6 separate regions of the Homo sapiens genome follow, and all the other regions are linked to region 4. A link is a contact called in ENCODE Hi-C or POLR2A ChIA-PET data. All regions are on one chromosome and are shown on one strand. The core of a region is the stretch at or near the end of the contact, and the rest is flanking DNA. Distances in the headings are between cores, read along the strand shown.

Region 1 (4,526 bases), core at 900-3,399, 640 kb after region 4:
ACTGGAGGTCAGGAGTTCGAGACCAGCCTGGCCAACAAGGTGAAACCCCATCTCTACTAAAAATATGAAAATTAGCCGGGTGTGGTGGCACACACTTGTATTCTCAGCTACTTGGGAGGCTGAGGCGGGAAGATCATTTGAACCCGGGAAGCCTGGGCAACAAACAGAGCGAGACTCCATCTCAAAAACAAACAAAAAAAAAACAAAAGGACCATACTACTCTTTGCTTATACTGAAAGACTACCAACTTCTATCGCTTCTCGGCCTTTTGGCTAAGATCAAGTGAAAGACTACCAACTTCTAGGAGACATTATTTTTAAGATAACATCATTTTTAAGATTATATCAATGTGTAAAATCCCTATCAAGGTACTACTCTTCAAGAATCCCTACTTTTACAACACAAGAATGGGAAAAGTCCATGATAATAATTAGTCCATTCATTATGAAACTTAAAAATGCCAAGATCAGAATACCAGCAAACAACTTCTCACCATCTTCACCAATACAATGGTGTGCTGGCAAGTGATTCTGAAGCCCTGATAATGTGTCATTCTGTATCCTTAATCTCCTTTTGCACACTCAGCAAGGCATAACTTCACTCACTTCCCTCTGAAACTACTCTCTCTTACAGAGCATGACAGCAAGTACCATATTCCAACTCAGCAGTGTAATGTAGTTTGGCGACTCCGGACAGACAAACATTTGCTGAATGCCTACAGTGACACTAGAATTGCTAGTCACTGCTAATTTCTTGACAAATTCCAGGAAATAATAAACCAGACTACAGTTCAATTTACCTAACAATAAAATACTCTTCACCTGAAAAACTAGCAGTACTTTACAAAAGTTTATGCTCCTGAACACTCTACAGGCCAGAGTGTAGGATTTTGGGCAACAGACAAACTTCTTTTCGTTAGCTCTCAGGGGCCCCAGACTAGGATAGGATGGCATCATTGACAAATTTGAAAATTTACTTTGAAGTCATGAAACGTGGGAGAAAAAAATGTATAGAACAACAACAAAAAAACACATCACATCCTTTCTGGGGGAAAAAAATTAAAATCCCAGAGCCAGAAGATCATAGTGCCGCTGGAGGAGACTTATACCCCCTTTCCTCATACTTGAACCTGAAGACCCACGGACAAGATGCTCCCGGAAAGAACTCCCCAACCCAACACACCAGGGTTCACTATCGCCACACACAAAGACCAAGGGGAAGGGCCTCTAGGATGCCTGCTCACACACTGGACACACGCCGGCACACCCTACCACACTCCTGCCTCTGCCACGCACCTTCTCACCGACACACACCATGTTCTCCCCCCACACTCACCCGCTCTTTACCACACTCTCAACTCTCTCCTCCCCCATTTACTCACTCATTCTACCACCACCCCTCATGCCCACACGCTCCCCACACACCCATACCCTCCCCTGCCCTCACCCACATTCCCCCAACATCGACACTGCCTCCCGACGCGCTCCCACTCCCCCCACCTCCTCGCACGGACACTCAGCCCTGTCCCCCACTCACACGCCCTCCCTTCACCAACTCACTCTCCCCCACGCTCGCACAGCTCTCTCCCTTCCACACACACGAGCCCGCCCCTCGCTCACCCACCCTCGCTCCCCCGCCCCGGCCCGGCCCGGCCCTCCTTCCGGGGACGTGTCTCCGGCCTGCACTAATGGCTGCGGCGCCTCCCGCCCTCCCCTTCCCCGAGGCCCCCGGCGCCGGCGCGGGGGCCGCCCGGGAGGGGCGCACTCACGCTGGCGAGCTGGGGACTGGGCATTGAAGTCCGGCGGTGGCGGGAGCGAGGAGGCGCCTCTCTCCTCAGTCACCTCGGCGGCGGCGGCGGCGGCGGTAGCGGTGGCGGCGGCGGCGACGACTCCCCCCCAGCCTCGGCGCGCGACACCCGGCCCGGCCCGGCGGCGGCGGCGGCGGCGCGTCTCCACGAGTCCGTCTTGCTGCTGCTGCTGCGGCCGCCGCTGCGTCTCCTGCTGCCGCCGCTGCCTCCGCTGCCGCCGCTGCCCTGTGGCGTCACCTCGCGCCGTGCCCGGCCGCCGCTGCCGCTCCAGCCGCTCCCGGACAGACGACGGTTACAGCCCGGCCGATCGCGCCGCCACCACCACCGCTGCGCGCGCAGCCGGAACCAGCTCCCGCCGCCGCCCCTCAGGGGGCGCTGCGGGGCGCGGCGCGCAGGGCCACCGGCCCGCCCTCCGCGTTCGCTGACTGGCTGGCTGGCCGGCTCGCGGGCAGTTGGGCCCGCCCACCTGCCCCGCGGGGCGCTGACCCACTGCCCTGGGCGCCTCCCCCGCTCCTCCTCCTCGTGGTTCGTTCCGCTCCGCACTCCCGGCTACGGAAGGCGAGTCCATGTGATCGGGGAGGGAAGGCAGAACGTGGCCTGGGGAGTCGCTCGCCCACGCTGCGCCCCGCCCATCCGCACCTGGGCTGGGTCGAGGGCCTGCAGCCGAGGTGTGACCTGCAAGGTCGAAGGGTTCTTTCTCGCTACTTGGCCCTAAGGCCTCGGGTCAGATCCTGATGGGACGGGGTGGCCGCCACGTCCTGGGCTTGGGGATTTCCAACTCAGAAGTGGGAACCTGGCCAGCTCAGTTCTCGGCTGCCCTTCCTGAGGCCCCAAATGAATGGCGTGTGCATCTTCGTCGAAGATATTAATACGCCACCCCCAGCTCTGCCCACAAGACACACACCCACCCTAAGAACTGTCCCTGACAAGCCAAAATTCAGACTTTCAGGATGTAGGATCTTGGGCAAGTGATTCCAAGTATTATCAACTATTAAATGGAAATAATAATCAGCTACCTCATGGGCTCTTTCACGTATCGATAACAACGTATGAAAACGCTTGAGAAGGGCCAGGCGCGGTGGCTCATACCTGTAATCCCAGTACTTTGGGAGGCCGAGGAGGGCAGATCACAAGGTCAGGAGTTCGAGACCAGCCTGGCCAACATAGTGAAACCCTGTGTCTGCTAAAAATACAAAAATTAGCTGGGCATGGTGGCGCCCGCCCGGAAGGAGGGCCGTAATCCCAGCTACTCGGGAGGTTGAGGCAGGAGACTCACTTGAACCCGGGAGGCGGAGTTTGCAGTGAGCCGAGATCGTGCCACTGCACTCCAACCTGGGCGACAGAGTGAGACTCCGTCTCAAAAAAAAAAAAGAAAGAAAAAGAAAACGCTTGAGTTGAGAAAGTGAGAAAGAAGAGACCCTGAATTTCAAGCTTTCCGACTTAATGTCACCTTTAACGACGCAGATTATCGTAGAGATTCTCAGGTGGAAAGGTTTTTGCCTCTTGCATTTGGAAGCTAGCCAGAAATTCTTTGCCAGATCATGCGTCCTGAGTTTTGGTTTGGAAAATGTGGTCACTAGCGAGCTAGGAGGCTGGTTTGGGCCACGACCAGATGGCAAAGTGCGGCATTGGAGGCTGGCTTGGGAGGGAGATGTCTCCCCCTGGGAATTGCGGGTTGGGGAGGGTCTGTTCTTTCTGTCCACCCCTGGGAAGTCTTGCCTGCCCAGAACTGGCGCCTATATAGGAAGAAATGAAGATGCTCCCGTGGGTGCTTCTCCCCCACCTCGCCACCACATCCATGCTCATCCAGCCCTGCGGGGAGAAGCAGTGATCTGTCGTCATTAGACCTTCCCCACAAGGTAGACTTGGGGCATTGCTTCTGACCAGAAGGCTTCCATTAGCGCTTAGCAGTAAAAAGAAAGGTCTTATGACTCAGCCGCATCAAGCCACAGCACAGAGTCCAGGATGTTCACCACCAGGTGGCCCAGGAGGGGGTATTCTAGGGCAAGGCTGGCTAGCAGGGCTGTGTGGGAGTTGAGAGAGGCCTTGAGGAGCAGGAGGGGCTGCAGATCAGTAGCAAGGCCCTTAGGTGAGGAGCACAGACTGGGCTCACTTGCATTCTGTCTGCCTCCAGCAAGCAGTATTTTCTACTTCCTGGAAACATAGACTGATTTGAAAGAAAGAGCTACCACCTCTGCAAAACTTTTGCTGCGTCTGTGAGTTATTGATTCTTCCGATAAAGTTGCAAAACACCTTGTGCAATACTCTACCATAGTACTTAACATGGAATTGTAATTGCCTGTTTTCAGATTCTCCCCTGCTTAAATGGATCTATTTGGGGCAGTCTAGCAGATTGTTTGCTTGTTTGTTTTCATCTAGTAGATTGTCTGACCAAGTGAATGACCCTTCCCTCCACCTAGCTCTCCTTCTGGCCCTGAAATAAAATAATGTAATAACAACATTAACAACATAAGGATAAGAATAGTGGCTCCAATAGTAGTTACCTTTACCGCCCCCCCCCTTTTTTTTTTTTTGAGACAGAGTCTCACTCTGTCACCCAGGCTGGAGTGCAGTGGCGGGATCTCAGCTCACTGCAAGCTCCACCTCCTGGGTTTACACCATTCTCCTGCCTCAGCCTCCTGAGTAGCTGTGACTACAGGCGCCCACCGCCACGCCCAGCTAATTTTTTGTATTTTTAGTAGAGGTGGGGTTTCACTGT
Region 2 (4,695 bases), core at 2,071-4,570, 880 kb after region 4:
CTCTATTTTCCATGTTCTCAGGGCCCCTGGGTAGACAGACACAGCTTGATTTCAGAGCAGACATAGGCGAAGAAAACATGGCATTGAGTGTGCTGAGTCCAGACAAATGTTATTTATATACACATCCAAATTTGAAGAGAAAATGTATTTCTTTAGGTTTCAAACACTGTAATAGATATAAAGCAAAAATAAAAACCTGTTGCAAAGTTCTAAATTGTCTTCTTTGGCTTGGAGTGACCCTAGACTGGATTTGGGGGAAGAGAATGAGGAGGTGTTTAAATTTGTAGCTTAACAGTGGAAATAAGAGTTGTACCAACCTGCACCTGCTCTAAAGTTTTTTTCATCGACTTTATTGAAATATAATTGACATACAATAAACTGTACATATTTAAAGTATATACACGTTGATAAATTGAAACACATATGCACCCATAAAACAACCACAAGATAGTGAATATATCTATGACCTTCATAAGCCGTAAGCTTCCCGCTTGAGAATCCCTCCTTTCTGCCCCACCTCCAGCAACCACTGATCTGTGGCTGTCACTGTAGTTTAGTTTGCATTTTCTAGAGTTTCTCTAAATGATTTTGACTTAGTTTCATCAGCACCACTCTACAGCCCTTTGAACCTTTTTTTTTTTTTTGAAACGGAGTTTTTTATTCTTGGCATCCAGGCTGGAGTACAATGGCGTGATCTCGGTTCACTGCAACCTCTGCCTCCTGGGTTCAAGCGATTCTCCTGCCTCAGCCTCCCAAATAGCTGGGATTACAGGTGCCCGCCACCACGCCCAGCTAATTTTTGTATTTTTAGTAGAGACGGGGTTTCACGTTGGCCAGGCTGGTCTTGAACTCTTGACCTCAGGTGATCCGCCTGCCTCCGCCTCCCAAAGTGCTGGGATTACAGGCATGAGCCATCGTGCCCAGCCTGAACCTCTTAAGATCAAATAGTTCACAGACTCCTCCCTTCAGTTTAGATAATTCCTAAAGCAGAGATTACAGACAAGCAGCCAGAAAGTTGATTGAACCCACAGGAAGGTTTTGCTTGGCAGAGCGTGTTTAAGTTTGAATTAGTTGCCAACATTTTTTTTTTAAATCAAATGTCTGTCTTGAAAAAGACTGTCCTGAAGTCTCCATTTTTAAAAAGAGGCCAAGCACTGTGGCTCATGCCTGTAATCCCAACCCTTTGGGAGGCCAAGGTAGGAGGATCACTTGAGGCCAGGAGTTCAAGACCAGCCTGGGCAGCAAAGTGAGATCTGTCTCTACAAAAAAATTTAAAAGTTAGCTGGCTGTGGTGGCACATACCTGTAATCCTAGCTACTTGGGAGGCTGGGGCAAGGGGATCACTTGAGTCCAGGTGGTCGAGTCTGCAGTGAGCTATTATGATCACTGCACTCCAGCCCCAGCAGCTGAGTAAAACCTGTCTAAAAAACAAAAATACAATCTGGCCCTACCCGGCCTGAGTTTCTGCTTGCTAACAATGTGCAAGAGCTGCTGTATTTTACTGCAATCACCACCTCTCCCTCACTCTGGCAGGTGCTAATATTGTTGCTATATATTGTTTATAGCAAAGGAGAAAGTAACTTGTTAACCTATGTTTCTGTCAATTATTCTTGCCTGTTCTCATTACCCAACTGGCCCCTCTAGGCTATTGTTGACCCTTCTACTACATCCTCTATCCCTCACCCCATGCATACATTTTTATGTTCTTTATCTCACCTAGAACACCCTTGTTATATGGAAATCTATCAAGGCCTGATTTATATGGTGCCTTCTCAAGAGATTTCCAGAATGCTTTTCTAGAAATAATCAGGGCCTTGGTTTCAGGACATCTAGATTCCAACCTTTCTGAGCCTCAGTTCCATCATTATACTAAAAATTGAATATCTCTTATCCAACATGCTTGGGACCAGAAGTGTTTCCAATTTGGGATTTTCTCAAATTTTACCGGTTGAGCTTCCCCAATCTGAAAATCTGAAATCCAACATGCACGGCTCTGAAGTCTTTCACTGAGCCTTTGGGGGAAATATTTAACATCCTAACAGCCCTAAACCAACGCTCAATTAGCACAACAGTTTACAATCTTCTCTACCCACAGCCTGATGCGAGGCTCTGGGACTAGACTATTTAGCCAACAGTTCTTGCAAAATTAACTGACTTATAAGTAAATAGTAATTTCAACACCTCACTGCTAATGCTGTAACAACTCTGCAGACCTAGGGAGCAAGTACGGTTTGCAGAGCACTGGGAAGGCTCTGAAGTGACCTTTGAACTGGGCCTCAAAAAATTTTGGGTTTGGCAAAAGTCAAATCTCTTAGGCTTCAAATTCCAGGCACAAGGATTGTTGGGTTTGATTTCATTATCCAGAAGCAATGGGGATACAGAATTGTGATCTCATGTGTAGGGAACTGTGGGGGTTTTTTCTACTTTAACCCCAGTGAGACTTTGTAGAGTGTGGGGTAGAGAAAAGGCTCATGAATATGCCTGAAGCCTAACTCAGCACCTTTCTGAGGAACTGACTGCCAAAATGGTAATGGAGAGGGGAAAATATGACCTACTTTCACAAGTTACCTTGACTGCCTCAGGGAAACCTGCTGTGGTAGTGTTTCTTCTGGGTGAAAGACCAGGTAATTACCTGGGTGCTGGTCTCAGACTTACCAGTTTTGAATCCCTGTTTTAACCACTCACTATCGATATGACCTTGGATAAGTTACCTAACCTTTCTCTTACTGTCCTTTTCCGTAAAATGGGGATAACAGATAGTAGTTATTTCTATGAGTGGTTATGAGAACCAAGCTATTAGATAGCGGGAAAGCACACAGTAAGCGTTCAAGGAACTGCTATTGTTATTAAAAGCCTCCTTTGGAAGAAGGACATTGAGGCCCAGAGAGAGAACAGAACGTCCAGCCACACAGCAAATCCGTGATGAAGTTGGGACTGGAGTATGGGTCTCCTGAGTCTCAGCCCAGGACTCTATCCCTCTTCCCGAGTCCTCGGAGTTCCCGGATGGAGTCACATTTGTTCACGGCCAGGGAGGAAGGTTTGATGGAGGCCTGCAGGAAACAACAGCCAGGCGCAAGGCTTTGGGAGTTGAAGCATAGCTTCTGCGAGATAGAAACAAGGTTGACATGGGCACTCGTGCAGAATGACGGGCTCCTTTTGGACTCCCAGGACTACAGTCCCTTATGCACCTTGGGATCTGCGGCTAGCCCCTGCGTAAAGAGGGACGCGTAGTCTTTTCCCTGCCCCGCCCTGCCGGGGCGCCCGCCTCCGAGGCCGCCCTCGCTTCGTCCTTCCCAGCAAGCTCCGCGCCGGCGCCGGCTATTGATTGGCTGAGGCGGGAGCAGGCGGCTGGCCGGCAGCAGTTACTCGGGGTTTCCGGTGCGAGGCCAGAGGTGGGGAAGCCATCGGACGTCGGCGGTGAGGTACGTGCAGCGGCGGCCGGTGGGCGAGACTATTTGAGAGTGTGCGGGCCGGGATGTTCTCGGCCTGTGGGGAAATCACGCCAACTCCCCGCGTGGGCCGGGGGCTGTCTGGGGATATGCGCATGCGCGGGCGTGCCTCGCGGCTTGAGGGCGCGCGGGGCGTGGGTGGCTGCGCGCGCGGGGGGCGCACGTGGGGCCTGAGGGGCGGGGGCGGTGCCGGGAGTCCCGCCACGTCAGTCTCCGGCCCTGAGCCAATCCCGCGCCCGGCCTGCCGCGAGGGGGCCGGTTGTGCCGGGAAGTGGCTCCAGGGAGAAGAGGCCTCTTCCCTCACCCGCTGTGGGAGCTGCGCCCCGAAAGCCTGCCCCGGCACGTCGGGCTCTCCTGACCCGCCAAGACCAGAGAGCCGTTGGCGCCCTCCGCCCGGGCCTGCCGGTCCGTTTATTTTAAGAAGCTTTGTGCGCCTGCTGTGGGGATTTCTGATCCAGGCTGCGAAGAATTTCGAAGTCTGGAAAATAGCAACTGTGTTTGTTTCTAAAGGATCTTCTCCTGACCCAGCATCGCTCATCACAATGAAGAACCAAGACAAAAAGAACGGGGCTGCCAAACAATCCAATCCAAAAAGCAGCCCAGGACAACCGGAAGCAGGACCCGAGGGAGCCCAGGAGCGGCCCAGCCAGGCGGCTCCTGCAGTAGAAGCAGAAGGTCCCGGCAGCAGCCAGGCTCCTCGGAAGCCGGAGGGTGTGTGCCAGCTCTGCGTTGCCAGCGGGCAGGGGGAGGAGCTGTGGGGTCGGCCTCGCTTCTGGACTTACAGGCCGAGGCCAGGTTGTCCGGGAGGAGGAGATGTAGAATGAGAGGACAGTGCTGGGGGCCGCGGTCCCCCCTGCGCTCTGGCGAGTTGGCGGAGCTGCCCCCTCTAAGCACAGGAACAGAGTTCTGGAGAGAAGCTCCGACGGGATTAAGTCAGGTGGCAGCCAAACGAGGCACCCAGTCAGGAAATCCAGGTCCCGTTAGAAACACCTCAGCCACCAGCAGCTAACTGCCCTTCCTGTTTGAGGCATTTCTAGAATGATCTGAATGGCAAGAAATGGTTTTGTGGGGGGGAAGGAGATGGACTAGAAGTTGCTCCGTGCCATCCCTGTGTGCTGATGCTTTACATACTTTTATGATCTAACAAATATGTTCGGGTGGTAGTGAGAAATAGTTGTGTCATTTTACAAGTAAACAGACTTAAAGAAGTTAGGCAACGATTACTATAATTTCTTGATTTAAAAGA
Region 3 (4,269 bases), core at 621-3,120, 810 kb after region 4:
TGATATGTACTAGCCATACGTCCCGTGATTGAAAAGGCATATGAACAATAAAAGCCTCAATTTCCTCATCTCTAAAAGGGGAGATCATGTCCCTTGCTCTGTGTAACTCAATTTTTTGTTCATTCCTTTGTTTATTCATTCAATAGTTATTTATGGAGCACACACAATGTGCCAGATTCTGTGCTAGGTGCTGGAGATACGGTGGTAAACAATATAGAACCCACCCCTGCCTTCAAGGAGCTTGCTGTGAGGATAAATGAAATGATTATGAAATCACTCTGTTAACTATACTGCATGGGTCTCATTGTTTTTCTTTTTTTTTTTTAGAGACGGGGGATCTTGCTATGTTGCCCAGGCTGGTCTCGAACTCTTGGGCTCAAGCAATCTGCCGCCTCAGCCTCCTAAAATGCTGGGATTACAGGAATGAGCCACCATGTCCAGCCCATTTCTTTCTCTCTCTCTCTCTCTCTTTTTTTTTTTTTTAGAGACAGGGTCTCACTCTATCACCCAACCTGGAGTATAGTGACACAGTCATGGCACTGCAGCCTTGACCTCCCGGACTCAAGTGATCCTCTCGCCTCAGCCGCCCAAGTACAAGTGCTCATTACCATGCCTGGCTAATTTTTTTCTTTTAATTTATTTTTTGTGGAGATGGGGTCTCACTGTGTTGCCCAGTCTGGTCTTGAGCTCCTGGCCTCAAGTGATTCTCTGGCCTCAGCTTCCCAAAGTGTTAGGATTATAGACAAGCGTGAACCACCACACCCAGCCCTATTTTTCTATTTCTCATCTCCCAATAAGATTGCAACCTCAACTAGGGCTACCTACGTAGGCCTAATCAGAAAACCTGAGTTTAGTCTTACTTCTTTGTTTCCTTCTCTCCATAGCCTCATTGAGCAAGGCACTTCCCCTCTCTAGATGATTCGTTGTTCATATTCAGCCCAAGGTCTATGATTGCTGTTTTTGTTTTTAGAGACGGAGTTTTGCTCTTGTCTCCCAGGCTGGAATGCAGTGGCACAATCTCGGCTCACTGCAACCTCTGCCTCCCGGGTTAAAGCAATTCTCCTGCCTCAGCCTCCCAAGTAGATTACAGGCATGCGCCACCACACCCAGCTAATTTTTGTATTTTTAGTAGAGACCATGGGCAGGCTGGTCTCGAACTCCTGATCTCAGGTGATCCGCCCGCCTCGGCCTACCCAAAGTGCTGGGATTACAGGCGTGAGCCACAGCGCCCAGCCGATTGGTTTCAACTATTAGAAGAAGGGATAAACTGGCCCGGAGCGGTGGCTCAAGCCTGTAATCCCAGCACTTTGGGGGCGGGCGGATCACCTGAGGTAAGGAGTTCAAGACCAGCCTAGCCAACATGGTTGAAACACCGTCTCTAGTAAAAATACAAAAATTAGCCAGGCGTGGTGGCAGGCGCCTGTAATCCCAGCTACTCGGGGGGCCGAGGCAGGAGAATCGCTTGAACTCGGGAGGCAGAGTGTGCAGTGAGCCGAGATCGCGCCATCGCACTCCAGCCTGGGGGGACAAGAGCGAGACTGCGTCTCAAAAAAAAAAAAAAAAAAAAAAAAAAAAAAAGGAGGGATAAGCTTCTGGGAGAAAAAGTTCCGGGTAAAGAAATCTCACTATAAAAAAGAAATAGTAGCAGAAACAGCTGGGAACTCCTAGACACACTTAACTTTCTTAGGTATCCCTTCCAGTCTCCTCCCAACCACTCCTTTCCTATTTCATTTCCACTCCCCACCTTTAGTAGCTGCGGTCTCTTTAAGTGCGCACTTTCGGTGTAATGATAGGCGATTGGGCCAATAAAGCGTTTCGTCCTGGAGTTAACTGGTTTGTCCCTTTCGGGCTGCCGTCCTACAGATCCGCCATATTGTCTACTGAAAGCTGCCGCTGAAGCTGCCGCCGTTGCCTCCGCCGCCAAGAGTGAGCGAGCGGACCCGCGATGGGTGAGTGAGGAAACCACGCAGTAGGGTTCTTGGGCTCAGGGAGTGTCGGGGCCTGGGATTTGGCGAGAGCCTGTCTCCGGTCTGCGGAAGATGTCTGCATCCCCTCTAGCTAGGTCTGAGGGGAAAAGTCAGGCCGGGAGTGCCCCTCTTGCCAGTTTTGGGCCGAGCTAGGGCCCGTGCTGGAAGCAGTCCTTTGGTGCTGGTTTCGGGGACACCTTGGCACGCCTGGAGCCCCCCACATGGTGGCCTCGGGCAGGAGCCCACGTGTTCCTGGGAGGTAGAAAGGGGCCTACTCTCTGTCCTGCGCCCAGACTGGGGCTGGGGGACGGGCTCCCGGCGGCAGGCCTGGGCGGCGCTAAGGTAGCTTTCTCCTGGGTTGTGTTTGGCCAACGCGTGTCTTGACTAGATTCAGTGGCTCCCCTGAACTCAGGGAAGTCCTACCTACGTAGCGAGGTGGAGTCCTCTAGTGAGGGGACGTCAGGCGAGCCAGCACTAGGCCGGTAAGCATGGGCAGCCAGGCCGAGGGCAGCTTGCGCCGCTGAAGGCCGGGAGAACGGAATCAAGGCGGAAATAGTGTGGTTCGGTTGGGCTCAGAGTGGCATCGCTTGTGATGGTAGAACACCAAAGGCCAAGTCCTCTTGGCCATCTTTAGGTTGAGGACTTTAGGTTTCTGGGCTGGCCCTGGTAAGGAGAAAAGGAGCGACCTGTTGATCTTTCTGAGGGGACTCCGGCTGGCAAGGCCTCTGTTCAGAGAGAATACCATGGCGAAGTCTTTGGATTTAGAGACAGAACCAACAGTGGTAATTCCTCTAAAGCAGTAAAAATTGTGAAATTTGCTAAGCTCTTTCTACGTACGGGCATTGTTCTGATTGCTTTACATGTCTTGTTTTACTTAATTTGTACAACCTAAGGAAATAGATGCTACCATTGCCATTTTACAGATGTGGAAGCTGAGCTTTAGAGAGGTAAAGTAACTTACCCAAGGTCATGCAGTGGCTAAGCCAGGGTGAACACTCCCAAGCCTAGTTTGTAACTGCTGTTTGTTGTTGTTGTTGATAGAGTCTTGCTCTGTCGCCCAGGCTGGAGTGCAGTGACGCGATCTCGGCTCACTGCAACCTCCTGCCTCCCGGGTTCAAGCGATTCTCCTGCCTCAGCCTCCCGAGTAGCTGGGATTACAGGCACCCACCACCACGCCCGGCTGATTTTTGTGTGTTTTTGGTAGAGACAGGGTTTCGTCATGTTGGCCAGGCTGGTCTCGAACCCCTGACCTCAAGTGATTCGCCTGCCTCGGCCTCCCAAAGTGCTGGGATTACAGGTGTGAGCCACTGCGTCCAGCCTGTTTTTTTGTTTTGTTTTTTTTTTTAAATGACCTGGCCCTCTAGTGGTTGGGCAGGGAGAAAAGGGGAAAAAAGCTTTTAACCCTAGGCAAAGTTGTAAATGTGTTTGGGTTTTCTGTTTGTTTATTTTGTTTTGTTTTGCTTTTTGTTTTTGCATGTGGGCCCATTATGAAATCTTTTTTTTTTTTTTGAGACGGAGTCTGGCTCTGTTGCCCAGGCTGGAGTGCATTGGCGCGATCTCGGCTCACTGCAACTACCACCTTCCCGGGTTCACGCCATTCTCCTGCCTCAGCCTCCCGAGTAGTTGGGACTACAGGTGCCCGCCACCACGCCTGGATAATTTTTTTTGTATTTTTTTGTATTTTTAGTGGAGACGGGGTTTCACCGTGTTAGCCAGGATGGTCTTGATCTCCTGACCTCGTGATCCTCCCGCCTCGCCTTCCAAAGTGCTGAGATTACAAGCGTGAGCCACCATGCCCGGCCACTTTGAAATCCTTTTTCTGAACGAAACTGAAGGAGTCCAGAGTGAATTGATAACTCTAATTATTGTGTGTGGGGCAAGCAAAATGAGAATCTGGAATTGAATTTTTTTTTTTTTTTTTTTTTTTCTGAGAAGAAATTTCACTCTTGTCTCCCATGCTGGAGTGCAGTGGCCAGATCTCGGCTCACTGCAACCTCTGCCTCCCGGGTTAAAGCAATTTTCCTGCCTCAGCCTCCTGAGTAGCTGGGATTACAGGCATCCACCACCACACCTAGCTAATTTTTGTATTTTTAGTAGAGACAGGGTTTCACCATGTTGGCCAAGCTGGTCTCGAACTCCTGACCTCTGGTGATCTGCCCGTCTCGGCCTCCCAAAGTGCTGGGATTACAGGCATGAGCCACCGCGCCTGGCCTGGAATTGGATTTTTAAAGATCTGAGATTCTAAGGAAGCAGAAATTATTCACTTGAGCTTCAAGGCAATGACTGTAGAATCAGATCTGGT
Region 4 (4,670 bases), core at 30-2,529:
CCACAGAGAGGACAGCAAATGCAAAGGTCCTGAAGCAGAGGCTTGGAAGAGAGAGTAACTGAAGCCAGGTGAGCAATAAGAAATTGGTCAGAGAGGTAAAGGGAAAGAGGGCAAATAATTACAAGAATTTTGGTTTTTACTCTGGATGAAGTACAAAGCCACCAGAAAGTTTTCTGCAGAGTGTAATGTGATCTGATGTTTAGAAGGATTCCTTTGGTTATTGGCTTGGTAACAGGTGCTGATACAAAGGTAGAAAGTGGAAGACCAGTTAGGGTCCCACTACAAAAATGCCAGATGAGATAATAATGGCTTAGGCCATGAGGCAATGATGGAGATGGTAGAAGTAGCAATTCTAGACCTATTTTGAGGACGGTGCCAGCAGGATTTATTGAGGAGATGTGAGGACACTCGTATTTCCTCGTCTGAGCCTAAACAGGACATTAGAAGTGTGATCACTATTTCTATCTTACAAAAAATGTAGTTAGGAGCATGGTTTCTCAGTTCGAAATCTGCTTCTATCACGTACTTGGTAAGTCTGTTTTTCCATCTGCAAAATGGGTTAATAACGTTCCTAACAGGCTGCTACCAAGATCAATGGAAATTTCATATACGAAACACTTTAGTACAAGAGTCAATGAATGTTAGCTGCTATTTAGTTGTTAATAATACTAGTGCAGAGAAATAAAGGGAAAAGCAACTTGCCCAAAGTCCCAAAACGAGCCAACACAAATCATTTCCCTTTTTTCTTCCCTCCCTCATTCATTCATTCTACACACTCTTCGGAATTTTTGTTCTATGCCAGATCCATGTTAGAGTCAGGATGCTTAAACCCGGGTCAGGGTTTTGAGCCCAAGGTCCTCAACTCTAATTCTAATGCTATCTCAGGGCAGTCGAGAGGCTGAAAACGGGCGCCAAACGGGGGAACACGTACGCAGCATTCGCAGGCTATGGGGAGCTTTTACAGTGTTTATGTGCTTTAACTCTGCGTAGAAACTCTCGTTCTGCCCCCGCAATGCGGGAAAGGGTCAGGGATCACCAGATACAGCGCTCTGAGGGGAGGAAGATGAGCTGAGGGCCAAAGGCCGCCTGCTTCTTCACTTACCGCTTGCAGCAAGGCTCCCGGCGTCGCCTGCTGCTGCCCGGCTCCTGGGCCAGACCCCGCTCCCAACAGCAACTCATGCCGCTGCCGCTTGACTGGAACCAGCGGCAACTCTGGGCCCTTACGCTTCTGCTGTTCTATCATGGCGGCAACCGGTCTCTTCAGCGCCGCCACTGACCGCGCTGCCGCTCTCAGGCGCCACGCAATTGGTTCCAAATTAGTCCTTCCTCCACAACTTCCAGCTTGGAAGAACCAATCGGCTTTCAATATTTCCATTTGCACCGCCCTCGGATAGTCTCTTGTTATTGGGCATATCTTTCTGACGTCATGAGAGTGCGATACCAGGATTGGTGGACGGAGCTGGCGACCGCCCTAGGCGCGCTGGGTCTTGTGGGTGGAAACGCGCTGGCTGACTGGGGTCGGCGTTTAGTTCAGCGCAGCGACTCGGGGACCTGGAGCTGACGCCTAGTACGTATGAGGAAGAACGGGGTGGGTGGCTGCCTGAGTCTGGAGGCGACGCCTCGGTTGTGCAGTCTGAACCTGCCCTTCTCAGCTGAGGGTGCTGACAGCAAGGGGTGGGAGGCGGGCCCCGAGTCCCCAGCTGTGGTAAGTAGTAGCCTGGGCTCCCTTTCGGGGCAGGAGCGGAGCCTTGGGGTCTCTGGCGGCAAGACCCAGCCCCTGCGGCTCCCTTCTTCAAGAGCGCCCATCGTGGCCAGTCCTGTGCCGGGCATTCCCAGGGAGAAAGGCCTGCGTCCCAGCCTCCTCCGGTGCCCCATTTGGCCGAGGAGGCTGACTTGTTTCTGCCACTGATTTTGCAGTTTTTGATCAGGGCCTACTGTATGCCCCCCTGAGAGAGACAGTGATGAAGGAAATGTCCGACTCCTTCTCCAGAGCACAGTCTTGTTGAGAAATTTGAGACTCATGCCCATGAACGTGGTCATTGCCTCAGTCGTCCTGCTGATATTCATTTAGCAGCGCGTTGGGGGTATGTTGTGAACCGGGCACGGTCCCTACTCTCAGGGCGTTTAACTCTGGTGGGGAAAACGTTAAACAATGACCTCACTAATACATGGAAATGCCTCCTACTGCTGCCTGATGCTATGAGTGCCTGAAATAAGCAGGAAGGTTTTTCAGAGGAAAAGATGCCTGCGCTGGTAGCTGCAGGAAGTGTTGTAATTAATTAGGTGAAGAAGTGAAGGCAGAACCTTCCATAGAGAACTACTTGTTCAGAGCCCTGAGGCACTTGGGAGGAAAATGACTAAAAGCACAAAGAGCCAGTGTGGCTGGTACAAAGAGAATGAAGGGAGTATGGTACAAGATGAAGCTGTACGTGATAGCGGTCAGACCTTGCAGGAATTTGTAGCTTTTATTTTAAAACGGATGAGATACCACTGAGCCGTCTTCCCCCAGTGGGGTGTGGTGGAGGAGGGGACTTGATCCCTCAGGCTCAGTGGTGTGAACAGACGGGGGTTGGGGAAGCCCTAGTCGATGTATGTGGACCACTTGGGATATGCAGTAATCCTGGTCAGAGATGTCAGTGAGGACTGAGATATGGGTGGAACTGCAGAGAATTGGACAGATTCTAGAGGTATATAGGAGGTAAAATGGGTGGGACTTGGTGATGGGTTGATTTTAGGGAGTGAAGAGAGGAATCAAAGGTAACTCCTAGGTTTCTGGCTTATGTAGTTGAATAGATGGTGGTACCATTCACTCACTATCACGGAATCCCTCAAGCTGGATAGGGAACACTAGAAGATGATTAGAGACCAGTTTTTTTTTGTTTTTTTTTTTTTTTTGAGACAGGTTCTTGCTCTGTCGCCCAGGCTGGAGTGTGGTGGTGCAACCTTGGCTCACTGCAACCTCCACCTCCCAGGTTCAAGCAATTCTCCTGCCTTAGCCTCCCCAGTAGCTGGGATTACAGGCGCCTCCACTGTGCCCGGCCAATTTTTGTATTTTTGGTGGAGATGGGGTTCCACCATATTGGCCAGGCTGGTCTCCAACTCCTGGCCTCAAGTGATCCACCTGCCTCAGCCTCCCAAAATTCTGGGATTACAGGCCTGAGCCACTGCTCCCAGCTGAGATCAGTTTTTATTGATTGATTGATTGATTGTGTGGGGTCATTCATGACATCCAAGAGGCAGTTTGAAATACAGCTTTGTGCTCAGAAGAGAGATTTGTGTTGGGAATATAAAATTGGGCATAATTTGTATATACATGAATTGAGCCATAGGTGTGGGTAAGGTCAGCTAAGTCAGAACCTTGACTAGTTCCAACATTTAATGGTGAAGAACAGGTGAACCTACAGGAGATACAGAAGAAAGGAAGGAGGACTGGAAGAATGTCTCAGAAGCAAAAGAATGATTTGTGATAGAAATTTCTAGAATTTAAATAACATGAAGATTGAAAAACATATTTTGGCTTTTATCATCATGGAGGTCACAGTAACCTTAGCAAGAGTTATTTTGTTGGTGTGATTGGGCCAAAAGCCAGATATGAGGCAAGGATTTGGACAAGAAAATGTAGGTAGTGAACCTACACAGTATTTTTCATAGATCTGATTGTAAAGAGGAGGAGAGGATGTGCTAACCGATGGGGATAAGGGATTATCCAGGATCCAGTTGAGGATCCAGTTTTGAGAAATTTGAGAATATTGTAGAAGATTTGAAAGTCACTGTGGAGTGTGGGAGAATGAGGTTACTAGAGAAATGTAGGATGCAAGGAAAAAAAAAATTTTTTTCCAGCATATCCAGCGGTTTAGTGCATGCATGGAGAAAACCTTTCTGGGTATGGCAAGGACATCGCTTGCTCAAGACACATTCTAACCTCTAATATGTCTTCTCTTCCTGAAAAATCTGGAAAACTAAAAACCATTTTCTTGACTCCCTTGCACCTAAGGTGAAAATTGAATTTGGAACTGAGTTAAATGTGGAAAGAAGGAGGGTGTGAGTCATCCAGTTTTGCTGCCAGTCATGGCAGTAAATTTCTCCAGTCAATAGCTCCCTGGTTTGGTGGCTTGCTGCAGTGATAGCCATAACTTTCCTGGATTGTGGCAAAGGTGGTATTATTTTGTGGGTTAGGTGTTGTTCCTGGAAGTTCTGCCAAAGTCTTTTATTGCAATACATCCCTTACTGCTTAAGTGGGTTCTGTTGTCTGCAACTGTCCCTGACCAGGTTAGAGGTACTGCCAGAGAGTTAAATATAAAGACAGAGTTAAAGGGAGTTTAGGGTGTTGTTGGAATGATGGGCTATGGAATCTAAGCTGGATTGGAAGAAAACTGAAGAAAAAGGGGAGGGCTGATAGATTGGAAGAAAATAGAGGCCAATAAATCAGGGTTCTAATGAGGTCAAAGAACAGTATTCTCTGCTAGAGGATTTCTGTTTATCCTAAAAGGCTTATTCAGTTATCTGTTTAACTTCTCTACTTCCCCCAGACCCTCTTTCTCTTCCTAGCTACTACTTTTGTTTGTTTGTTTTGAGACAGTCTTACTCTGTTGCCCAGGCCGATTGCAGTGGCATGATTATGGCTCACTGTAGCCTCGACCTCCCAGGCTCCAGTGATCCTCCCACCTCAG
Region 5 (4,292 bases), core at 387-2,886, 780 kb after region 4:
GACAGAGTGAGACTCCGTCTCAAAAAAACAAACAAACAAAAAAACAAAAATTAGACCAGGCGTGGTGGTGCACACCTGTAATCCCAGCATTTTGGGAGGTCGAGGTGGGTGGATGATTTGAGGTCAGGAGTTTGAGACCAGCCTGGCCAACATGGTGAAACCCCGCCTCTCCTAAAAATGGAAAAATTAGCCGGGCATGCTGGCGGGTGCCTGTAATCCCAGCTACTTGGGAGGCTGAGACAGGAGAATCGCTTGAACCCGGGAAGCGGAGGTTGCAGTGAGCCGAGATCGTACCACTGCACTCCAGCCTGGGCAACAGAAAGGGAGACTCCAGTCTCAAAAAAACAAAACAAAACAAAAACAAAAATTAGCCGGGCATGGTGGTGCACGCCTGTAATTTCAGCTTGTTGGGAGGCTGAGGCAGGAGAATCGCTTGCACCCAGCAGGTGGAGGTTGCAGTGAGCCGAGATCGAGCCACTGCTCTCCAGCCTGGGCAACAGAGACTCCATCCCCTCAAAAAACAAAATAATAAAATAAATACACCCTCCTGCCTGAGGGACCTTGCACTAACTATTCCCTCTGCCTGAAATGCCCCCTTTCTCCAGAAATCTGCACCACTGACTCACTCATTTCCTTCATGTGTTTACTCAAGTCAACTCTGAAGCCTGCTCTGCCTGCCCTATTTAAAACTGCAACCCCATCCCCCTTTCCTGTTTTTCCTTCACACCATTCCCATCTAACATACTACAGAATTTACCAATTTTGTTCATGTCTATCTCCTCCCACTTGACTGTAAGCTCTATGACTATTAATGAAATATCTACTAATTCATTCAATTAATTGAATACTGCTATTAAGTGCCAAGCACTGTGCTAAGCAATGGAGCTACAAGATGACTAAAACTGCTTGTAGGTCTTGTGAGGGAAGAATCCTAATGACAATAAATGTAGCTCATTTAGTCAATGCTTCTCCAAACATCGTGATGGCTAATACTAAAACAGACTCAGTTCTGCATGCTCTATTTCATTTAACCCTCACCGAAACCTACACGGTGACCATCAGCAGCCTCATCGTAAAGCATAAAAAAACAAGATTGCAAGGCTGGGAAATGGCAGTCAGGATCTGAACCACGGTGTTGACAATGAGAACGGTGAGTAACGTCAAATGTGAGAAATATTTAGGACTTAGGCTCACAAAGACTAAGGCAAAGATCGGATGTGGGGGCCGAGGGAGGGAGGAAATGACTCCTGGATTTTGACTGGGGTGGACTAAAGCGCAGTGAGGCCTAAGAGAAGGATGAAGCGCAACGTGGGGCTGGGCTGGAGGTGCCTGCGGACCGGTCAGGGATATGGTCCACCCCTAGGGGAGCGGAGAGGCGGCTCCGCACCCTCCTCCGGTCGCCGCCGCCCCGGTCCAGGAGATGCTGAGAGAAGACACGCACGGGAAGAGCAGGAGGTGGGTTCCGTTCCCCTCCCTCTTGAGTCTCTTCACCAGCAGCTGCAGGAAGGGCGTGGGGGACCGAGAGACAAAGAGCGCGCAGGCACCGCCTCCGTCCGGGCGGCCCCTTTAAGAAGCGCGCGCCAGCTTCCAGCCCGCCTTGTATGCAAATGTAGCGGCGCGGCGGGAGCGCGCGGCTGATACCCGGGACTGGGCTGCGGCGGTTAGTCCTCTCCCGGCCGCCGTCGCCTCCGACATATTGCCCGCAGGAGCTGCGGCGGCGAAGCGGAGAGCACCGGGGGGAGGAGATGGGTGAGCAGAGCGGCTCAGGCTCGGCCTGGCAACGAGCGGGCGCACGGGTTAGGATGGCCAGGCTGCTAATTGCTGCTCCACGCGGACAGGAGCCCGGTGACGGGAGGGGGAGGGGATGCGAGCGCAGACGGGATCCCGCCCCCTCCTGTCGTTTTGCGGGGTGGGGCCTCTGTTGTGGGGGCGGGACATTGGACGGTGGGCGGGGCTTCTAAGACGAAGCCCTGTGGGGGCTTGGGCTTTCGTGAGGACCAGCTCGTCGGGGCTAGAAAGGGGGGCGGGACTTACCAGTGGGCGTGGCTTCAGCGCTAAGGGTGGAGATTCTGGGCAGGGGGCGCTAGTGCAGTCGGCGTTTCTGGGTTGGAGGGGTTACACTGGGGGCGGTGGAGCGGGGAGACTTCCGACTGAGGGAGCCCATTCTGGAGTGGGGCTTCTGGGCTGAGAGGGCTTTTATTGGCTTGTGGGCGGGGTTTCTGGGCTGACAGTTGTGTGTAGGCGGAGCTTCTGGGCTGAGGGGCTTTATGTGGGTGCAGAGCTTCTAAAGAGAGGAGAGTGGGTGTGGGCAGAGCTTCTGGACTGGACTAAGGGTGTTTGTGTGGGATTTTCTAAGCCAAGTATAACAGCGTATGAACAGAGCTTCTGGTCTGGGGGTTTATGGAGGGCAGAGCTCTTCGCCAGGTACTTTTTAGAGACTTGTGGAGGTTTATAATTTTGGGCATACATCCAAGCCCAAAATTGGCTCCGAAGTGTGGGAAACGCTTCCGAGCTGAGATGCTACGGCGTGGGGTGTATGTGAATGGAGGCTGCTGTGTTACTGTGAAGAGGTATGAACAGGTTATAACTTTTTAAAAATATGTATATGTATGTATATATATTTTTTAATAGAGACCGGGTTTCGCCATGTTGCCCAGGCTGGTCTCCAACTCCTGGTCTCAAGCGATCCTCCCGCCTCGGCCTCACAAATTGCTGAGATTACAGTCGTGAGCCACCACACCCAGTCAGGTTGTGACTTTTTTAGGTGCTTAGGAGCTTTGTGCAGAACTTTTGTGCGAAGTGGTGCGTGGGAGCTTGGGCTAGACTGCTCAGCCTAGTAGGTCCAATTTTTCAGTCCACAGCCACAGGATTCTCCCAGCCATATCCTTGACCCTTTATTTAGGCCCTGGGTCCTGCCCATGAGATCCCAGAATGCCCTTTGAGCTGAATCATGGGGCCCTGGATGAAAAAGCTGTCCCAAAGTTACCCAGAGTTATAGGCCTCCAGAAACTTATGTCTGAATGGGGCCCAATGTGTACCAGAGTTGAGAGCACACGACCCAGCCACGATACTGTGACATAGTGTAAGCTGAGTTTCCTAATGTGTGAAAAACCTACCTTGCTGGGTTCATTCACTCATCAACATATACTTGCTGGGCACTGAGGTAGGGGATATAGCAGTGAAAAAGATAAGGTAACTGACCTCATTGACCTTTCATTGTAATAGGACAGACAAGCAATAAGCATATTAACAAATGAGTAAGATAATTTCAGAGAGTGAATTCTGGTGGAAAAAAAGAATAGAAATTGGAGAGAGAGTGATGGGGAGTTACTTCAAAACTTCAGAAATGGCAGTCCGGGAAAGGCTTTCCAGATAGGATATTATAAGTGCTAGAGGTAGCAATGAGCTTGGCTTGCTGAGGAAAGAAAGATCAAGATGTTTAGAGCATGGGGCGGGTGGTAGAGGGTGGGTGTGAGGTAGAGAATGATAGGGGATGAAGCTGAAGATGTAAGAAGGGGCCAGATCATAGGTCTCAGTGAGGATTAAATGATAAAGTGAGATACTAGGTGACTGGCAGCTGGTATCATTGCTGTTATCCTTGATATATGCCCCCTGGCTTGAGGCTCTATTTTATGTTGAGCCCCACAGGAGGACGAAGAGGTCCCAACAGGACATCTTACTGTCGAAATCCGCTCTGTGAGCCGGGATCCTCGGGGGGCTCTAGTGGAAGCCACACTTCCAGTGCATCGGTGACCAGTGTTCGTTCCCGCACCAGGTAAACCACCTCTCTGTCTCACCCCTCACTGTGGCCTCACAGGGACGATGTGGACAGGGCTCTCTCTGACTGGATTCTAAGATGTGAAATCCTAGATGCCAGTGGGGGCTTAGAGGGGAGTAAGCAGCAGAAAAGATCCAGAGGGAGCTCAGTTGAGGGTGATCACTTGGACAGATGCAGTGGGACATGGTAGAATAAATCCAAAGGCCTGGATTCTAATTACAGTTCTGCTCCAGATTTGCTGATGGCTTGGACAAGTTGCCTCCCTTCTCTGGGCCTCCTTTTCCTCATCTGTAAGATGGACCTAATAATTCTTTCTCTCCTAGGGGGTGTTGGAAGACCTGAATAAGATTAGGGATAGGAAAAGGCTTTGTCGGGTTCCTTTGTCTGACAAGCAGGATTAGGAAGACCCCGTCCTTGCTATGAGCTGCTTTTCTGATCTTATCCCACAATCCTTTGCCTCAGAAGCCCTTCCTGGTAGGATTCTCAGGTCAGCTGCTGATGTTGTTCCCTCCCC
Region 6 (4,179 bases), core at 251-2,750, 720 kb after region 4:
TATTTTTAGTAAAGATGGGGTTTCATCATGTTGGCCAAGTTGGTCTCGAACTCCTGGCCTCAGGTGATTTGCCCACCTCGGCCTCCCAAAGTGTTGGGATCACAGGCATGAGCCACCAAGCCGGGCGGAAACTTTTTTTATTGTAGAGATGAGGTCTCATTATATTGTCCAGGCTGCTCTCGAACTCCTAGCCTCAAGTAATCCTCCCACCTAGGCCTCCCAAAGTGCTGGGATTACAGGCATAAGCCACCGCACCGGTCCCCAAAGACTTTTGAAAAGTGTGGGCTCATTAGGAGAACTAATCCAGAAGGAAAAGAGATGGGAGTGAGTGCTTTAAATGGAAGAAGAAAATAATCTGCGGAGGGAAGGGAAAGTTAGAGAGGGCACCAGGCTTTTGATGGCTTATGGGACAAGTAGGGACCTAAGGCTCCACTTGCATATAGCACACCAGGATGTGGAGAACGTCGTAGGCGACTGTCCACTATGTACCTTGCCTTTGAGAGTAGTGGCAAGGGTCTCTTTGAGCAAGTCTGGAGTGGTAGAAGAAGCCATCCTAATGATGCAACCAACGTGGATTAAGGATCTGGTCTCTACCTCACTTTTTGAAGGAAGAAACACTTAATTGGCAATAATGACGGCGAAACAAAACAAACACAATTCAGAAAAAGCAGTAAAATATGTAAAAAGAGCTAAAATGCTGCTTAAGATTTCCCGTACCAACAATGTCAACCGTTTTAGAACCGACTGGAATATATGTAATACTGGAAATATATATACTGGAAACAACTTCTTGTGTTCCCTGATGTCTGGGACCCTTTTCTTTGCTAGACTTCAGATCTCTGATCTGAACCATCCCTCTTAGTTCAAGTACTCCAATCGCCTTCAGTGTTTCCACCAAGCCGTCCTTCCTCAATTTCTCCCTCCAGGTTTCCCTTCCCCAACTTTCCCCCTGCATCAGACTCTCCCTCAGCCTTCCTTTCTCCCTGTGCAGTCTGTCTCACTCCTGTCTTCCTCCCCAGGCGGTCTCAATTCTCTCTCCCTCCCCTTTCCGTGACCCTCTCGGCAGTCTTTTACTTCCTTACTTCGGTGACCGCCCCCCACCCCACTCCCCACAGCCTCCCTCCACTGCTCAGCCGTTGGAGAGGGCGTGGCCCCGCGAGTAACAGGTCTCCCGCCCCACACTCCGCGGGCCCGCGCGCAGACAAAGACATTCCACAGCTCCCGCCCCCTCCACGCCAGAAAGGGGAGGAGACACGTGTTCCGCTAGCGCCGAGTCACGTGGAAAACGAAACGAACGGAGCCCACTGCCTCCCGCGCATGCGCATCAAGCTCTGGCCTGGCGGGAGCGGAGGGAAAGCCAGAGTCGGGAGGCGACTTCTCGGACGCCGCGGCGGTGCGCAGGCGCCGTGGCCGGACTGGGGACTTTGTTCTCCGCGGAGAAACCCAAGGGCGGTGCCGGTGGCTGGCTGCGCACGCGCGCCGCCTCATTTCCGGTGCTCTCTCTCGCTGGGTCGCTCGGGTCGGCTTCGGTCGCTACCGCTCCCGCTCTGCCACCCCCGCCAACCGCCGCTCGGGCCTCCGTCGCTGCCGCGTCGCTTTCTCGCTCCTTGGATCGCACATCCTCCCAGATGCAGCGCCGGGACGACCCCGCCGCGCGCATGAGCCGGTCTTCGGGCCGTAGCGGCTCCATGGACCCCTCCGGTGCCCACCCCTCGGTGCGTCAGACGCCGTCTCGGCAGCCGCCGCTGCCTCACCGGTCCCGGGGAGGCGGAGGGGGATCCCGCGGGGGCGCCCGGGCCTCGCCCGCCACGCAGCCGCCACCGCTGCTGCCGCCCTCGGCCACGGGTCCCGACGCGACAGTGGGCGGGCCAGCGCCGACCCCGCTGCTGCCCCCCTCGGCCACAGCCTCGGTCAAGATGGAGCCAGAGAACAAGTACCTGCCCGAACTCATGGCCGAGAAGGACTCGCTCGACCCGTCCTTCACTCACGCCATGCAGCTGCTGACGGCAGGTAAGGGGGCCTCCCGTGTCCCTCTGGGTCGCCCGGCCATCCCGGGCATGAGTGGCCCTGGCTTTGTTCCTCTCGCTTCCCGCCCCCTCGGGACCGAGGCAGTCGGGAGTTCCGGTCTCATCCTCATTTTTGGGAGCCTGGATTCCACATTCCCACCTCAGCCCGGAGTGCGTGGGAGAATTTCTAGGCTGCAGTGGAGGCCCGAAGGCGACTTTGCGATCCCCTAGCGCTAATGTCTTGATGGATAGTGCTGAGCTCCCCGCCCCTTTCCCGACTCTTCCCTCCTCCCTCCTCTTGCGGCTGCCGGGCGCGCAGATTCTTCCAGAAATGAACCTTCATTTCCCCCTTTCCCTGAAGGGAAACCCTTTTTGATCGCGGGTGGCGATGAGCGCCTCGACCGAGGTGTAGGAGGTGAAGACAGCCAGAGCGGGGAGGGACCGTGGGAGGAAGGGCCGAGGTGAGGTGGGGTGAGGCTGGAATGCCCTGTCCAGTGCCTTGCTGTCGCTGGGGCCGAGCCGGACTTAGCGGTAACCGCAGCTTAAGTTGCTGGGAGGAAGGAGCGATTTATGTGGATCGGAGCTTGAGGTTTCCGAATCAGATTTCCGACTAAGGCTGATAAAATAAGAATTGCTACTGAGCCATTTTACACCGTGTGTTCACTGTCGTTGAAGGAGTGAAGTAACCCTAGAGACAGTGAAATGGGACGATAGGGACTCCCGCGTAGTTCACATGACGTTTCCCAACGAGATGGACAGAAATTGAGAGAAGTTGCATGATGCTTGTACTGAAAGGCTTGGCCTTTTTGTTGCTGTTTTTTACATTTTTGATTCAGTAGTGAAATAGATTAGAAATGAGAGTCTTTGTTCTGTAGGTTAGCGCTCTTTTCCTCATCAGCACTGGCCAATCACCTAGTCGCTCTGATTTTTCCCTAAAGCTGTCTGACTTTCGCTTCTAGTTAAAATATTATTTTAATATTTTTTATGATACCTAAATTTTACTAAGCAAGTAAAAATTCACATCCTTCAACACTGAATGAGTAGTTGGACTCTTTGGCAAGGTTAATATAATGGACAGTTCATTATGAAAATATTATCTCCCTCCCTTTGTTCTCTGTCTCCCAACACTGTAAGGTAAGGGATCTTTACCAGTGTGGTGTTCATCTTTTATGCTTTCTTAAGATAACTGTCAAAAACTGTTGATCCTTAAAAGTTACTTTTAATTTTCAGTCTCCCCTCACTGCTTAACTAAGAGAGTGCTCTTTATTTTTAACTTGGGCTTTCTGGATGTATTTTTTTTAAACCCAACTGAAATTGGAGAAATGTGATTGAGGTTACTGTTGGTTTGGGATGTATGAATTCTTTCTAGCATGGATAAGTGTTAATATATGTTGAGCCTGGCTTTTAAGGTATTTCTGAATTATCTTGCAAGGGGATTGCAGTGAAGTCACAACCCATTGTGCGGAAGTGAGACTTTGAGAAGATAGAATAGTAGTATTTAAGCTCTGGTAAGATCACATGGAAGGGGCAGGCGCGGTGGCTCACGCCTGTAATCCCAGCACTTTGGGAGGCCGAGACGGGCTGATCGCGAGGTCAGGAGTTGGAGACCAGCCTGATCAACATGGTGAAACCCCGTCTCTACTAAAAATACAAAATTAGCTTCGCGTGGTGGCGCACGCCTGTGATCCCAGCTACTTTGGAAGCTGAGGCAGGAAAATCACTTGAACCTGGGAAGCGAAGGTTGCAGGGAGCCCAGATTGCGCCATTACACTCCAGCCTGGGCAACAAGAGCTAAACTCCATCTCAAAAAAGGAAAAAAAAAAAAAAAAGAAAAGAACACACGGAAGAAAAATATAGCTAACACTTAATGTTTGAGGTCTGAGCACTTTACATTAAATATTTAACCTATAAAATGAAATGAGAACTTACTTTTATTATCCTCACTTATACAGATGAGGAAACCAAGACACCCAGAGATTAATAATTTGCCTAAGGTAACAAAATTAGTAAGCATCGTAACCAGGATTTTTGGTCAGTCTACACACCTTCCCCGTTCCCTCACTATAGTGCCTGCTGCAAATTGTACTTTAAGCTATAGTTGGACAAAATATTAAAATCTATCTGGGATGATAGGTGACCAAAAAAAAAAAAGTATATTTGAAAGTATCACAGT

Evidence for each region. Hi-C counts contacts between places; a loop is a spot of excess contacts on that map. ChIA-PET counts read pairs that join two places held with the same protein, here RNA polymerase II (POLR2A). Pooled maps may share reads with other maps.
Region 1: a pooled map shows a loop between it and region 4 (5-fold over the local background). The contact joins the promoter of PTP4A2 here to the promoter of SNRNP40 in region 4. A Hi-C loop is called at or near these places in 2 of 37 single-sample maps with no recorded cell type and 6 of 50 pooled maps. POLR2A ChIA-PET finds 5 or more read pairs at or near these places in 1 of 52 experiments (GM12878).
Region 2: a pooled map shows a loop between it and region 4 (7-fold over the local background). The contact joins the promoter of TXLNA here to the promoter of SNRNP40 in region 4. A Hi-C loop is called at or near these places in 6 of 50 pooled maps.
Region 3: a pooled map shows a loop between it and region 4 (15-fold over the local background). The contact joins the promoter of KPNA6 here to the promoter of SNRNP40 in region 4. A Hi-C loop is called at or near these places in 7 of 50 pooled maps. POLR2A ChIA-PET finds 5 or more read pairs at or near these places in 2 of 52 experiments (CD4-positive, alpha-beta T cell and T-cell).
Region 5: a map of B cell shows a loop between it and region 4 (30-fold over the local background). The contact joins the promoter of TMEM39B here to the promoter of SNRNP40 in region 4. A Hi-C loop is called at or near these places in 1 of 168 maps with a recorded cell type or tissue (B cell), 1 of 37 single-sample maps with no recorded cell type and 8 of 50 pooled maps. POLR2A ChIA-PET finds 5 or more read pairs at or near these places in 2 of 52 experiments (T-cell and activated CD4-positive, alpha-beta T cell).
Region 6: a pooled map shows a loop between it and region 4 (9-fold over the local background). The contact joins the promoter of KHDRBS1 here to the promoter of SNRNP40 in region 4. A Hi-C loop is called at or near these places in 1 of 37 single-sample maps with no recorded cell type and 11 of 50 pooled maps. POLR2A ChIA-PET finds 5 or more read pairs at or near these places in 1 of 52 experiments (MCF 10A).

The regions. Positions count from the first base shown.
Region 1 is chr1:31,936,219-31,940,744 of GRCh38, forward strand. PTP4A2 (protein tyrosine phosphatase 4A2) reads right to left here and starts at 2,150. Exons shown (of 6, transcript NM_080391.4): 1 at 1,769-2,150. RefSeq lists enhancers at 1,307-1,356, 2,467-2,736 and silencers at 1,537-1,876, 1,653-1,824, 2,027-2,406.
Region 2 is chr1:32,176,355-32,181,049 of GRCh38, forward strand. It overlaps TXLNA (taxilin alpha), which reads left to right and starts at 3,321. Exons shown (of 11, transcript NM_175852.4): 1 at 3,321-3,422; 2 at 3,960-4,160. The coding sequence starts at 3,992. It overlaps KPNA6 (karyopherin subunit alpha 6), which reads left to right. Exons shown (of 14, transcript NM_012316.5): 14 at 1-209. RefSeq lists enhancers at 2,499-3,258, 3,259-4,017, 3,905-3,984, 4,105-4,264, 4,275-4,324 and silencers at 3,195-3,384, 3,525-3,704.
Region 3 is chr1:32,106,186-32,110,454 of GRCh38, forward strand. KPNA6 (karyopherin subunit alpha 6) reads left to right here and starts at 1,871. Exons shown (of 14, transcript NM_012316.5): 1 at 1,871-1,949. The coding sequence starts at 1,946. RefSeq lists enhancers at 1,565-2,083, 1,697-2,126, 2,084-2,601.
Region 4 is chr1:31,295,509-31,300,178 of GRCh38, forward strand. SNRNP40 (small nuclear ribonucleoprotein U5 subunit 40) reads right to left here and starts at 1,280. Exons shown (of 10, transcript NM_004814.3): 1 at 1,103-1,280. The coding sequence starts at 1,243. It overlaps ZCCHC17 (zinc finger CCHC-type containing 17), which reads left to right and starts at 1,524. Exons shown (of 8, transcript NM_016505.4): 1 at 1,524-1,567. RefSeq lists an enhancer at 1,049-1,258.
Region 5 is chr1:32,071,303-32,075,594 of GRCh38, forward strand. It overlaps TMEM39B (transmembrane protein 39B), which reads left to right and starts at 1,637. Exons shown (of 9, transcript NM_018056.4): 1 at 1,637-1,749; 2 at 3,649-3,775. The coding sequence starts at 1,746. RefSeq lists an enhancer at 1,036-1,641.
Region 6 is chr1:32,012,368-32,016,546 of GRCh38, forward strand. KHDRBS1 (KH RNA binding domain containing, signal transduction associated 1) reads left to right here and starts at 1,501. Exons shown (of 9, transcript NM_006559.3): 1 at 1,501-2,010. The coding sequence starts at 1,629. RefSeq lists silencers at 1,710-1,919, 2,400-2,509 and an enhancer at 1,736-2,306.